Regions from separate parts of the Mus musculus genome. Here regions 2 and 3 are each linked to region 1. A link is a contact called in ENCODE Hi-C or POLR2A ChIA-PET data. All regions are on one chromosome and are shown on one strand. The core of a region is the stretch at or near the end of the contact, and the rest is flanking DNA. Distances in the headings are between cores, read along the strand shown.

Region 1 (3,707 bases), core at 941-3,440:
ACAAAGGAAATTAGAAACAAAGGCTGGGGCTTAAGGCCTCACTTGGTATGTGTAAAACCTGGGGTCCACACCCAGCACCCGATAAACAAACAAACTTGTCATCCCGGCAGGCACTCAGGAGGGTGAAGTAGGGGGATCAGGAGTTCAAGGTCATCCTTGGCTACAAAGTGAGTTTCAGGCCAGCCTGGGCTACGTGAGACCCTGTCTCCAAAATAACAATGAGGTAAAAGTCAGGCTCTGTCCAGAAGCTGGTAGCTTCTCAGGAACTGCCAAGTAGCTTTTCGCAGAAGCCCAGATCTTCATTTCCCAACTGGCTGAATTAGGGTGAAGTTGGGGTCACTTGGGAGAGGAAGGCACTCCATATGCAGATCCCTCCCAGAGCCTGGGGCTGGGTTCCTGAGTGGCCGCCTTCAGCCCCAGCCCTTCAGCCCCAGCCCCTCGTCCAGAAGTACGGGCCTTTGAGACGCCCTGTGAGGGTGTGTTGTGTATTTACAACTTAAGCTAAAGCTCAAGTGCAAGTCCCTTAGAGGTCTTCAGTGACTCTCAGTGTCACCCCAGCTTGGGGGCTGGGAGGAAACAGCTGACTTCCTGAGGCGGGGGGGGGGGGGGGGCCCTCAGGGCAACTGAGAACTTACAGGACAGGATTGGGCAAGAATGTATCTGACACCCCAGATCATCTTAACCTTGGGGGGGGGGGTGTCTGCCCGTGGGGCGTGAGCTCCCTTGGACCCAGATCCCCGGGAGGGCTCCTGTCTCGCGGATGGCTTACTCCAGGGTTCAGAAAAAGAGGATTGAAGGGATTAGAGTCCAGGCGAGGGCGTGGACAGGCAGCTGAGCTGAGGAATGTCCTGAGTCACTCCTGTGACACGGGGAGGGCAAAGGGCCCAGTGCTGGGCTGAGAGCTGTGGGGGCTGGACAAGGCCATAGGTGAAGTTGCAGGAGGAACTGTTGGGCCTTCAGCTTCTCACTTAGGCCCCTAAGACCTGTGGCTTCTTTGATGTAGGCAGGGACCTCTGAGGACAATAGTAACTATTTATATGTCTCTTGCCACCTTGCTTTCCTGACACAGGGTTCACTGTAGCCTTGGCTGACCTGGAACTTGCTTACCAGACCAGGCTGCCCTCTAGGCTCCAAGGGCTGGGGCTAAGAGTGTGACCACTAGGCCCATCTCCATCTTGGTTTTGAGGCAGGTTCTCTCTCTGACCACGAGTACTTGGGTGACCTGACTTAGCTGCAGGGATGCTCCAGCCTCGGAATCGCAGGTTCTGGAATTACAAGAGCATCCTTGTGCACCAGATTGCGTGGGTGCTTCGATTGGGACATAGTCCTGTGTTTTCATGGCAATGGCTTTCTCACCAAGCCCTCTTATCACCCCCTCAAATCAACTTCACAGGAATCAATATCTACAGGTGACAAGATAGGGCCTGGTGTCATTGACCTATCTATCACCCTAGTACCTAGGAGTCTAAGGCAGGATTGCTGAGTTCTAAGACCGGCTGAACTGTAAAATTGGGGGTCGAGGGGGGGGGGAGAAGCTACATCTGGGGTTCGGGACTCAATGGGTTGAGAGCCCTCACTTGCATGCTGCAGGTTCTGGGTTCCATCCCTACACCTCATGGCAGCACACTTTTGCCATTCCATAGTTTAGGTTAGCCTGAGCTACAGGAGGCAACCTCTGATAAAGAAAATAGAAATGGAAGGGATGTGGGGATTGGCCGACACCGAGATCCCAGCACTCAGTAGGCTGAGGCTGGCGGTCCAGGGGTTCAAGGTCATCCTCTGCTATATAAACAGTCCAAGGCTAGCCTGGGTTACATGAGATTCTGTTTCCAGTAGAAAAAGGAGACTCCTGTACTTTCAAAGGGGCTCTTTAAGGGGATGACTTTGACACGCTTTCTATTCCCAGAGGTTCCCCAAAGCGCCCTGGCACCCTGCTCCGCTGCAGGCAACCTCGCGGATAACTGTCCACAGCCCTCCAACGCGTCGTCCGCGAGAACGCGGCTCCCGTTTCTCCCGCGTCCCTATCACTGGGCATGCGCAGTTGCTGATAACAACAAACTCGTAAGCCCAGCCCCGCCCAAGCCGTCCCTTCATTCAGGCTTCCCATTGGCTGCAGGGGCCTCGCGTCTTAGCGCAGGCGCATCTGACCAATAAGAGACGTCAGTGGGCGTGCCCGAGGGCGGGCAAGCCATACTCGGCCTCGCGCGTCCATTGGTCGGCTGCGTGAGGGGAGGAGCCGCTGGCTCCGGCCGCCGAGATGAGCTGGGGCCGTCTGAGCCGCTTACTTAAGCCAGCACTGCTGTGCGGGGCTCTGGCTGCGCCTGGTCTGGCAGGCACCATGGTGGGCTACTGGGAACTTGGAGGATCGCGGGTGGGGGCGGGGTTCGGAGTCGGGTCACCGTATCCAGGGTGGAGATCAGGGGTCGTGGGATCGGTTAGCTAGAGAAGGGGGCACCCAGGTGGGAAAGCGGAGCCTGATAGGCATCTCCGGGGTTGAACAAGGCTAGGCCTCGGCGCGGGAGGTCCTTGGGCGGTGAGAACCGGTGTCGGGGTCACCATAGCGGGCTCTGACCTGGTCACGCGCCCTGCCCGGCCTGGTGCGTCACAGTCGGCGGCGCCTTGGCTACCGGCTCTTTGTCCCCGCGCTGTGCTTGGGACGCACAGACCGGCGGGCATGGGCCGCGCGGCCGCCCGCAAGCGGGGACGCTGCAGACAGCGCGGCGGATCCCCGAGAGGCCGGCGACGCCGTGGACCTGGACGCCAAAGTCCTAGGAAACGCCCGGGCCCTCGGCGAAGGAAAGCGCGCGCGCGCCGCCGCAGGAGGGCGCGCCCTCGCCGGATGGAGCCCATTCCTGAACCTTTCAACCCGGGGCCTCTGCTGCAAGAGCCTCCCCAGTACTGCAACAGCTCCGAGTTCCTGGGCTTGGTGTGCGGCCAGGGATACCCCTGCCGTCCTCTTCCCTGGTAGCATATTCTAGGGGTGTCCACAGATCTTATCAGGACGACCTGAAAGGGGCGTACTTAATGGAAGGAACCTTGAGACTCCTCCACCTAGTGCCCCAGGACTTTCTTTCTTTGGCACCGGATTCTTCTCCCCTAGGGGACCTGGGTTAGGACACTCAGTTTTCCTGTTTTACAGTGTGCATCCCGCGATGATTGGCGCTGTGCGCGCTCCATGCACGAATTCTCAGCCAAGGACATCGACGGGCACATGGTCTGCCTGGATAAGTACAGGTGGGTTTCTAGTCATATGGGCGGTGTGCATGGCTGGTCTGAAAATGGGGATTTCCTGACTGGCTTCATTCCCACTCTTTCTCTCTCCCAGGGGTTTCGTGTGCATCGTCACCAACGTGGCCTCGCAATGAGGCAAAACTGACGTAAACTACACTCAGCTAGTCGATCTGCATGCCCGATATGCTGAGTGTGGTTTACGAATCCTGGCCTTCCCCTGCAACCAGTTTGGGAGGCAGGTGTGTGGCTGTTCCCCAGGCAATGCCCCTCATACGGGGTGGGGGTGGGGGGCTGTGTCAGTGTGTGTGTGTGTCTCAGTGTACAGTGTAGTGTATCTTCCAAGTAAATGTTGCTTCCTGCAGGAGCCAGGAAGTAATCAAGAAATCAAGGAGTTTGCAGCCGGCTACAACGTCAAGTTTGACATGTACAGCAAGATCTGTGTAAATGGGGACGATGCCCACCCACTGTGGAAATGG
Region 2 (3,746 bases), core at 73-2,572, 37 kb before region 1:
CAGTCGGCAGGAGGCTGAAGAAGAGGAGGTTTCCAAACCTGGCCGGCAGCATCCCAAACGTGTCAGCCGATTCCTGGAAGACCCCAGCTCTGTGGAGACCATGATCTGAGCATGCCTGCCTTGGGACTGAGTGGCAAAGCTCAGACAGAGGATCTCTGTACCATACGCTGGCTCCCAGAAAGCCTTGGGCTCTGGGGGAAATAAAAAGAAACTAGAATGAGAATGAGGCCACGGCTGAGTTTGTGTTTTAGGAGTCTTAGCTCTGTACAGTCCCATACACTATCACATGTACAGTATGCGCGTGTGTCCTGCTGTGAATTGCCTGCAACACGGACACTTCCCAGGTGTCCAGTCACACGTATCCTGACCTGCATGTACCTATGTGGGTCTGACACCCAAGGGCGGGACTTGTGAGTGTTTCTGACCGTGAAGTAGAGATGAGGTCAGGCTTGTGGAATGTTCCAGACGGTATAGAGGACCCTGGTACTTTCCTGGCCTGACCGGACCAGAAGCCCACCCCAGAGCCAGCCAGTCTTCATCCTGAGACAACCTCCCAAGCCCACCCCCAGCCATCCAACTATGAGTGGGAGGCACGGGACCCTTAAGGGGCTCCTCGGCTGGGTTTGTGGCTGGACCAGAGCTTGGAGAGCGGGCCTAGGTACTGCAGGCTGCGGCCTTTCTGGGCTGTGTCCCCGAGAGCCACCCAGTGTGCCTGAGGTCAGTGGAGTTTGGGATGGTTAAGGGACATGGTGTCTAAATTATTAAATAGTACCTCTGGGGATCCTGAGACCTGAAGCTCAGAGCTGGGATATAGAGGGCAGAGTGGGAGTGGGAGCTAAGTGGAGGCCAGCAGGGCAGTGGAGCTCCTGGGTTGCTGGATGGAAGCCACCCAGGCATGGCACCTTCAGGTCCTATGGTCCCCAGAAGACTGTAAGGCTGGTGATTATAGGGAATGGGGGGTCACCTGTGCATGGTGAGGGACTCAGGGGGTGTCTGTTTGATCTGTGTGTGAACCTGTTGCTCAGCCTCCTCTCTGGTCTTTCATATCAGTATACACATGACACTGCCTTTCTTGACTGTATGTTATGTCCCAAGCAAGAGTCAGCTAATGCCTGGATCGGGTGGCCACACAGGACACAGGCTGCAAGTGGAAGGTGGCCTGCTGTGGGGAACCTGTGTCAGAGTCAGTGTGCAGAGTCCTATAAGAGCTGACACTTGGGACAGTCACACTGGGGGCGGATCTGAGGTGTCACCTCCCTCCCTCTGCTGGGGAGCCTTTTCCTGTGTAGGAGACTTATGCGCCAATGAGAGCCAAGCCAGTCACGTGTGGCTCTGACAGCTGGGGAGGGGGTGGCCCTGAGCAATGTGGTCCAGAGACAGCCTGCACCAGGAGTTGCAGGACTGAGACCACCCCCAGACTCCCACCCTGCCGTTGCCCGCCTGTCCTCACCTAGGGCCACTGGGGCTGACTCCACCATGTTCTCTCGGAAGAAGCGAGAACTTATGAAAACTCCCTCTATTTCCAAAAAGAACCGCGCGGGGAGCCCCAACCCGCAGTCCTCCTCAGGGGTGAGTGGGGCACAGAGCGGGTGGGGACCCAGGATGACACCCACAGCCTGTGGTCACTGATGGGCATAGCATGCAACTACAACACCATGCTGGGTCCACGCTGGGGGAACCGGGCCAGCTATAGTCCACACCAGGCAGAATGGCCGGCGACAAGGAGTGGCCTGAACCTAGGAGGCCGCATTACGGTAGGTAGGGATGGCCTTGGGTGGCAACCAAGTCACCCATCTTGATGAGGGATGTCCCCGTCGTGTGCCAATGACGGTTGTGGGTAGTGGGTAGAACTGGTATTGGAGTCTAGTGACTACACTGTAATATGGGGTCTGGGCAATTTTAGGGTTCTGAAAGCCAATGGGGAACTGGTGTTGAACTGGGGTGCAGGTGTACAGAGCAGATTGGGGGGGTCTCCAAGTTTCTCCAGGACCTGCTGCTGCCTGCTGAGCTTTTGAGAATTTGTGAGGTTTAGGGGTACCTCTACTAGGTCTGGGGGTGTCCTGAGACACAGGAGCCTGATGATCTTTTCAGGTCACAGAAGTTATCCATGTTTTTAGAAAGTGGACACCCGTAGAGGTATCTGGGGTGGCTACAGGGTTAGAGACTCACAAGAGTCCTCCCCACCCCCACCAGGAAGTGGGGTGCCCCCTCCCTCCTGTGCCCCACAGGCCCCGCCTCTGGCTGTGGTTTGGGTAGGGACGGTTGTTTGTGAAAGCTATAGACAGGAGGATGTTGGGTAACAGGTGGGGGGGGGGGAGCTTAAAATTCTCTGCCCACTGACCTCTGACCCCTGTGAGGACTTTCTGGGGAAACTGAGGCAGTGTCTGGGATGGGGGATCCCCTTGACTCCTCTTCCCTATGCATACCTAGGAGCTGCCCAGGAAGGATTGGACAGAAGCTCCCGGCCTGGAGCCACCAGCCACATCCCTGTCCACGGTAGCCAAGGGCACAGGGACACTCAAAAGACCCACCAGCCTGAGCCGCCATGCCAGTGCAGCAGGCTTCCCGCTCTCGGGCACTGCCACCTGGACCCTGGGCCGTGGGTACCGAAGCCCCCTTTCTGCGGCCAGTCCGGCAGAGTTACCCACTGAGGGAGCTTTCCCTGATGGCGTAGAAGACATCTCAACCCTGCTGGCGGATGTGGCCCGCTTTGCTGAGGGCTTGGAGAAGCTCAAGGAGTGTGTGCTGCAGGACGGTGAGGATCTTCAGAGCAGCACGGAGGGAGGGCAGGAGGTGGGCAGCCTCTCAGCCCAGCACTCAGGCAGGAGGATCTCTGTGAGTCTACACTTGAGTCTTATGCAGGTCAGCCAGAATTACAGTGAGACCCTGACTCAGAAAGAATGAAAGAAAGAAAGAAAGAAAGAAAGAAAGAAAGAAAGAAAGAAAGGAAGGAAGGAAGGAAGGAAGGAAGGAAGGAAGGAAGAAAGAAAGAAAGAAAGAAAGAAAGAAAGAAAGAAAGAAAGAAAGAAAGAGAAAGAGAGAGAGAGAGAGAAGTGGCGCACGCCTTTAATCCCAGCACTTGGGAGGCAGAGGCAGGTGGATTTCTGAGTTCAAGGCCAGCCTGGTCTACAAAGTGAGTTCCAGGACAGACAGGGCTATACAGAAAAACCCTGTCTCGAAAAGCCAAAAAAAAAAAAAAAAAAAAAAAAAGGTAGAAGAAGAAAAAGGGCGGGGGGGGGATATGAGGAGGTTTCAAATAGGATGAAAAGAAGTGCATGTGTCAACTAAAGTTCTGAAGGATGTGTAGGAGTTTGCTGGCGTGCCTGGTCCTACAGGGGGAATGTCTTAGGCATTTGCTCAGATACATAGAAACTGAGGTTGTATGTAAGGAGCACTGTGTGAGGACAGAGGGCTGCAGAGGCAGAAGGACCCTGGCTGCAGCACTGGGGGACTGCAGAACACGGAAGGTGTTAAAGCAGAGGCCACGGGAGGTACTGGAAGTGAGTGGCCCCGTTCCGTTTTCTCCTGCATGCAGTTGATGATGGCTCCGTCCGTTTCCTCCAGAGTTATTTTCACCTCCTTCCTGTTTGTCTCTGGCAGCTCAGTGAGATGGGTCGGGCACCAGACTCAGCCCCCCCCGCCCCCCCCCCCCGCTGCTCCCCGGAAACCACTTGTCAGAGCTGTGCCCAGCACGCAGCTCCAGTCCTCCCAGTCACTCCCTCCCACAGATCCAGAGAGATCCAGGG
Region 3 (3,485 bases), core at 333-2,832, 44 kb after region 1:
CCAGGCTCCAGAGAGAGGCGGAGCCTCAGGAAGCCAGGCACACAGGACTTGCCAGTTCTAAAGGACCAGGGAGGAAGCCAGGCTCAGAAGAAAGGCCCCAGTGCCCAGCTTTGGGGTACAGCCATCCATATCCCCTAGCATTTTTATTTTTCTACAACAAAGGCACTTCTAGGTAATTCTCCTTTAGAGTAACTAATCACAGTGAGAGAAGAAATTTTCTGAAGACAATCTTTACTTACAGCCCAGTGCTTCACTAGTCCACTCCTTGCCTACATATCATCCAAAACTATAGAAGCTAGTAATGGGGCGCCATGGGCAAAGTCTGTTCATGCTGGAGGCATGCCTGGAGGAGCCTCTGTGTGTAGCATCTGAAGAGTTGACTTCCTATAGAAGCACAGGGGCATATCGCCTAGCTTTACAGCTACCCATCCCAGAAGCATGACAGAGCCTCAGGCTGCGTCTCCAGGGCCCTAGCCCCAGCCCTGGGAAGTGCCAGCCTGGGTCTCAAGCTTCAGCCTGGTCTTTCAGTGCTGAGCTATGATCTCTGCTTCTCAAGTCATTCTGTTAGGTCACTTTCTACCCGAGCCTGGCTTCCTTCCTATTCCTTTGACACTGATGACCTGGTATGTCTATGGTCCACAGAGAGCTTGCTGCCATCCCACCTGAAGTTCAGAGCCTCTTGGAGAACTCAAGTGGTAGCTGGGGCTGGCCACCACTGTCCTTGAGATCCTTTGGTCCAGCCTCAGTGTCAACACAGGGATCTTCATCCCAGCATGAGGGTTCTCTAATGTCCAGAGGAGAGTGGAGGCTAGCTAGCTCTAGCTTGGGGTTGGGCTGTGGGTACAGGAGCAGTGTGTGTCTGTGTGAGTGAGGGTCCATGCTCCATGCTAGGACAAGCAGGCTTGATTGACACTGCTGCCTAAGGCACCCACTTCTTTCTCCACTATGAAGAGAATACAGGTCCAGCAACATAAGCACAAGGGCCTCCAGATGGGACCTGGGCTGGTTCCCACAGGCCTATAGGGGAGGCTCTAGGCTGGTGGTTGGTGGAAGCCTCACCTCAGCAATGCTGTCAATGGATAGACCTTGACTCCAGAGGACTGACTCCTGCTATACCCATTTCCACAGCCTGCAGGGCAGACAGTGTGGCCTAAATTGGGGTCTGCCTGTAAGTGAAAGAGAGAGAAGACCTCAGGGACACTATGGCCACTCAGACACACCCACTGTGGTTTTGACTCTGGACTCATTCATTCTGTAGCAGAACTCCAGAGTGCTGGGGTGACAGTGTGAACCACCCCACAACACAAGGTTTATATGGCTGTGGAATGGAACCCAGGGCTTTCTACATGCACGCCTGGCAAGTGCTCTGTCCCTAGAGCTATAGCCCCTCACCTGGGACTCTTACCAAAACCTGAGAGAGACAGTCAGTCTTGACCATGGAAGTCAGCATGTCCACAGGGCCAATTATTCTAATGACTCTCTAGGCCACACCTCAGACCCCCGACACTACAGGCCAGCCACTGGTCCCCAAAGGAGACTCTTGAATGATCAGCAGGGGTCCAAGGACACAGTGTCAGATGCTGGAGTGTCTGGAGTCCCACAGCTTCTCTGCGGCACTTTCCCCAGCCCCGCCCTTCGGGGGCGGGGGGCGGGGGGGGGGAGGAAGCAGGTGGGCGGGGCACATTGGAGAGGCCCAGGCATGGCAGGAGGGGGCAGGAGAAAGGAATGTGGCTCTGGGTATCCAGACAGGCTGGTTTTTCAGGAGAAGCCCAGGACTGGGGTTTGGGGGTGGCAGCCCCTGACTATCTAAAGTGAGCAAAACAGGACATCACACCCAGCCCCCAATGCTGAGTGCTACCAGGTTCCCACAGAGCCAGAGTAAAAATGTCAACTCCGGAACACCCCTAGTGGCATCCCTGAGTACCCAACCTCTACCTGGGGCTCAGAAGGCCAAGCTTCAGAATCCAAAAGGCCATCTCCCTGGACTCCAGGATGCCTGTGCCCAGGTGACAGCAACAGGTTTCTTTAGCTGGCCTCTAGCCAGGCTTAGACATGAACACCCCTGACCAGTACACAGGGACTCAGATACCACAATTCACTGTACTTGGGATACACGCAGAGCCCTCACTGGCCCAACCCAGAACATTCTGGTTGCTCCCAACCATTCATTTGTAACACGACATGGACCCTCTGGTCCCCACCAGGCATATGAGACTACCCCCATAACCACTCCCCAGGACCCAGAGCCAAAACTGCACCCACCCTATAGAGAGAACCGTGTAATTTTGGTTTCTTTAAAAAACAAAACAAAACAAAACAAAGAAATATTAAAAGAGCGTGTTTTTGTTTTAATCCCAGGTGTGGGGTGTAGGGCTGCTTTGGACTGTCCACAGCAGCTGATTATGATTTGCCTCCTGCTCTAGCAGAGGCACGGTTTTGCCAGCTGCAGAAAGTTTCTGGGAGTGTGAGGTGTTTGGGATTCTGGGAACTTTTCAGAGGGTATATACATGCTAGGACCTGAGAGGCGGGTTGGTAGTTGGTGGTTGTTCAGCGGGGATGGGTGTTGTTGGTAGTCATGCTGGAAGGAGAAGCTAGATCTAGGGCTCTCCCCACTCCCCATCCTTCTTTCTCTCCTATCTAGTGATAGGGAGTGAAACAGGGGGAAGGAGTGAGATAAAGGGTGGGAAAAGTAGCAAAGACCAGAAACACTGCCCTCTCCACAAGCTGCAGACAGAGTAAGGGGACCACACTGCCCTTGGTTTTCCTGATGTGCAGAAGGCCACCGGGGGCTACAGAATGGCCCGAGAGCAACTGGGATATATAGCTGCTGTTCTAGCATCAGGGACTTTCTCTCTGACCTATTGGCACGCCTGGTACAGTGACCCCACCCTTGTCACGATGAGTCACCATCATAAAGACCTAGATCTGCTGCCCTCCCAGGACCCTCAACCTGTCCTGCCTGGATCTGCAGCCTTTGACCCTCCATTGGTGGGGGACTTCCGGAAAAGGCAAATGAGCGTTTTCCTCCAGGTCCTGCACTGTCACTTTCGAAATGTGGCAGGACCTTGCCCCATCCCAGCCACCGCCCCTTTCAGTTTCACTCCATACTGGATTTGTACTGGGGCCAGGATAGGGCCAGTCTGAGAGACCTGTAAGTCTGCTCACCACAGCACAGCTGCACATGGATGTGGGGGTGCAAGTCTGGAAAAAAGCAGCAAGGTCTAGGGACAAAAGATGGAGGCAAGGGAGGACAAGGCAGACAGACAGCTCTGAAGCCACGTAGGAGTGCTGTATCTGACCCACTATCCATCTCCCTGTGGTCAGTGTGGACACATAGCGGCCAAGCCAATATCTTCCCCAGTACATATGATATCTCTGCTGTCCCCAGACCCTCAGCACACAGCCCCAGGCATGGCTGGCTGGCTGTTCTTCATACACCAGCGGGACCATTTCTGTCCCTTTGATCACACAGGGTCCACTACTGG

The links. A loop is a pair of places that touch in the nucleus more often than their neighbours do. ChIA-PET counts read pairs that join two places held with the same protein, here RNA polymerase II (POLR2A).
Region 2: POLR2A ChIA-PET joins it to region 1 with 55 read pairs in embryonic stem cell. The contact joins the promoter of Arhgap45 here to the promoter of Gpx4 in region 1. POLR2A ChIA-PET finds 5 or more read pairs at or near these places in 4 of 5 experiments (Patski and embryonic stem cell).
Region 3: POLR2A ChIA-PET joins it to region 1 with 36 read pairs in Patski. The contact joins the enhancer-like site here to the promoter of Gpx4 in region 1. A Hi-C loop is called at or near these places in 4 of 37 maps with a recorded cell type or tissue (T-helper 17 cell, gastrocnemius, heart and 1 more). POLR2A ChIA-PET finds 5 or more read pairs at or near these places in 4 of 5 experiments (Patski and embryonic stem cell).

What each region holds. Positions count from the first base shown.
Region 1 is chr10:80,051,375-80,055,081 of GRCm38, forward strand. Gpx4 (glutathione peroxidase 4) reads left to right here and starts at 2,191. Exons shown (of 7, transcript NM_008162.4): 1 at 2,191-2,341; 2 at 3,140-3,234; 3 at 3,326-3,470; 4 at 3,594-3,707. The coding sequence starts at 2,258.
Region 2 is chr10:80,015,350-80,019,095 of GRCm38, forward strand. Arhgap45 (Rho GTPase activating protein 45) reads left to right here and starts at 1,323. Exons shown (of 23, transcript NM_001142701.1): 1 at 1,323-1,569; 2 at 2,431-2,755. The coding sequence starts at 1,477. Abca7 (ATP-binding cassette, sub-family A (ABC1), member 7) reads left to right here. Exons shown (of 47, transcript NM_001347081.2): 47 at 1-223. The coding sequence ends at 109.
Region 3 is chr10:80,095,754-80,099,238 of GRCm38, forward strand. All of the region lies in intron 1 of Sbno2 (strawberry notch 2), which reads right to left. Among named protein-coding and RNA genes, the nearest start is that of Sbno2, 5.2 kb to the right of the region's middle. Within about 2 kb of position 1,583, at least 1 of the 3 ENCODE cell types and tissues checked has a DNase peak (open chromatin) inside an H3K27ac peak, as active enhancers do; it is heart, where a contact is called at or near this core.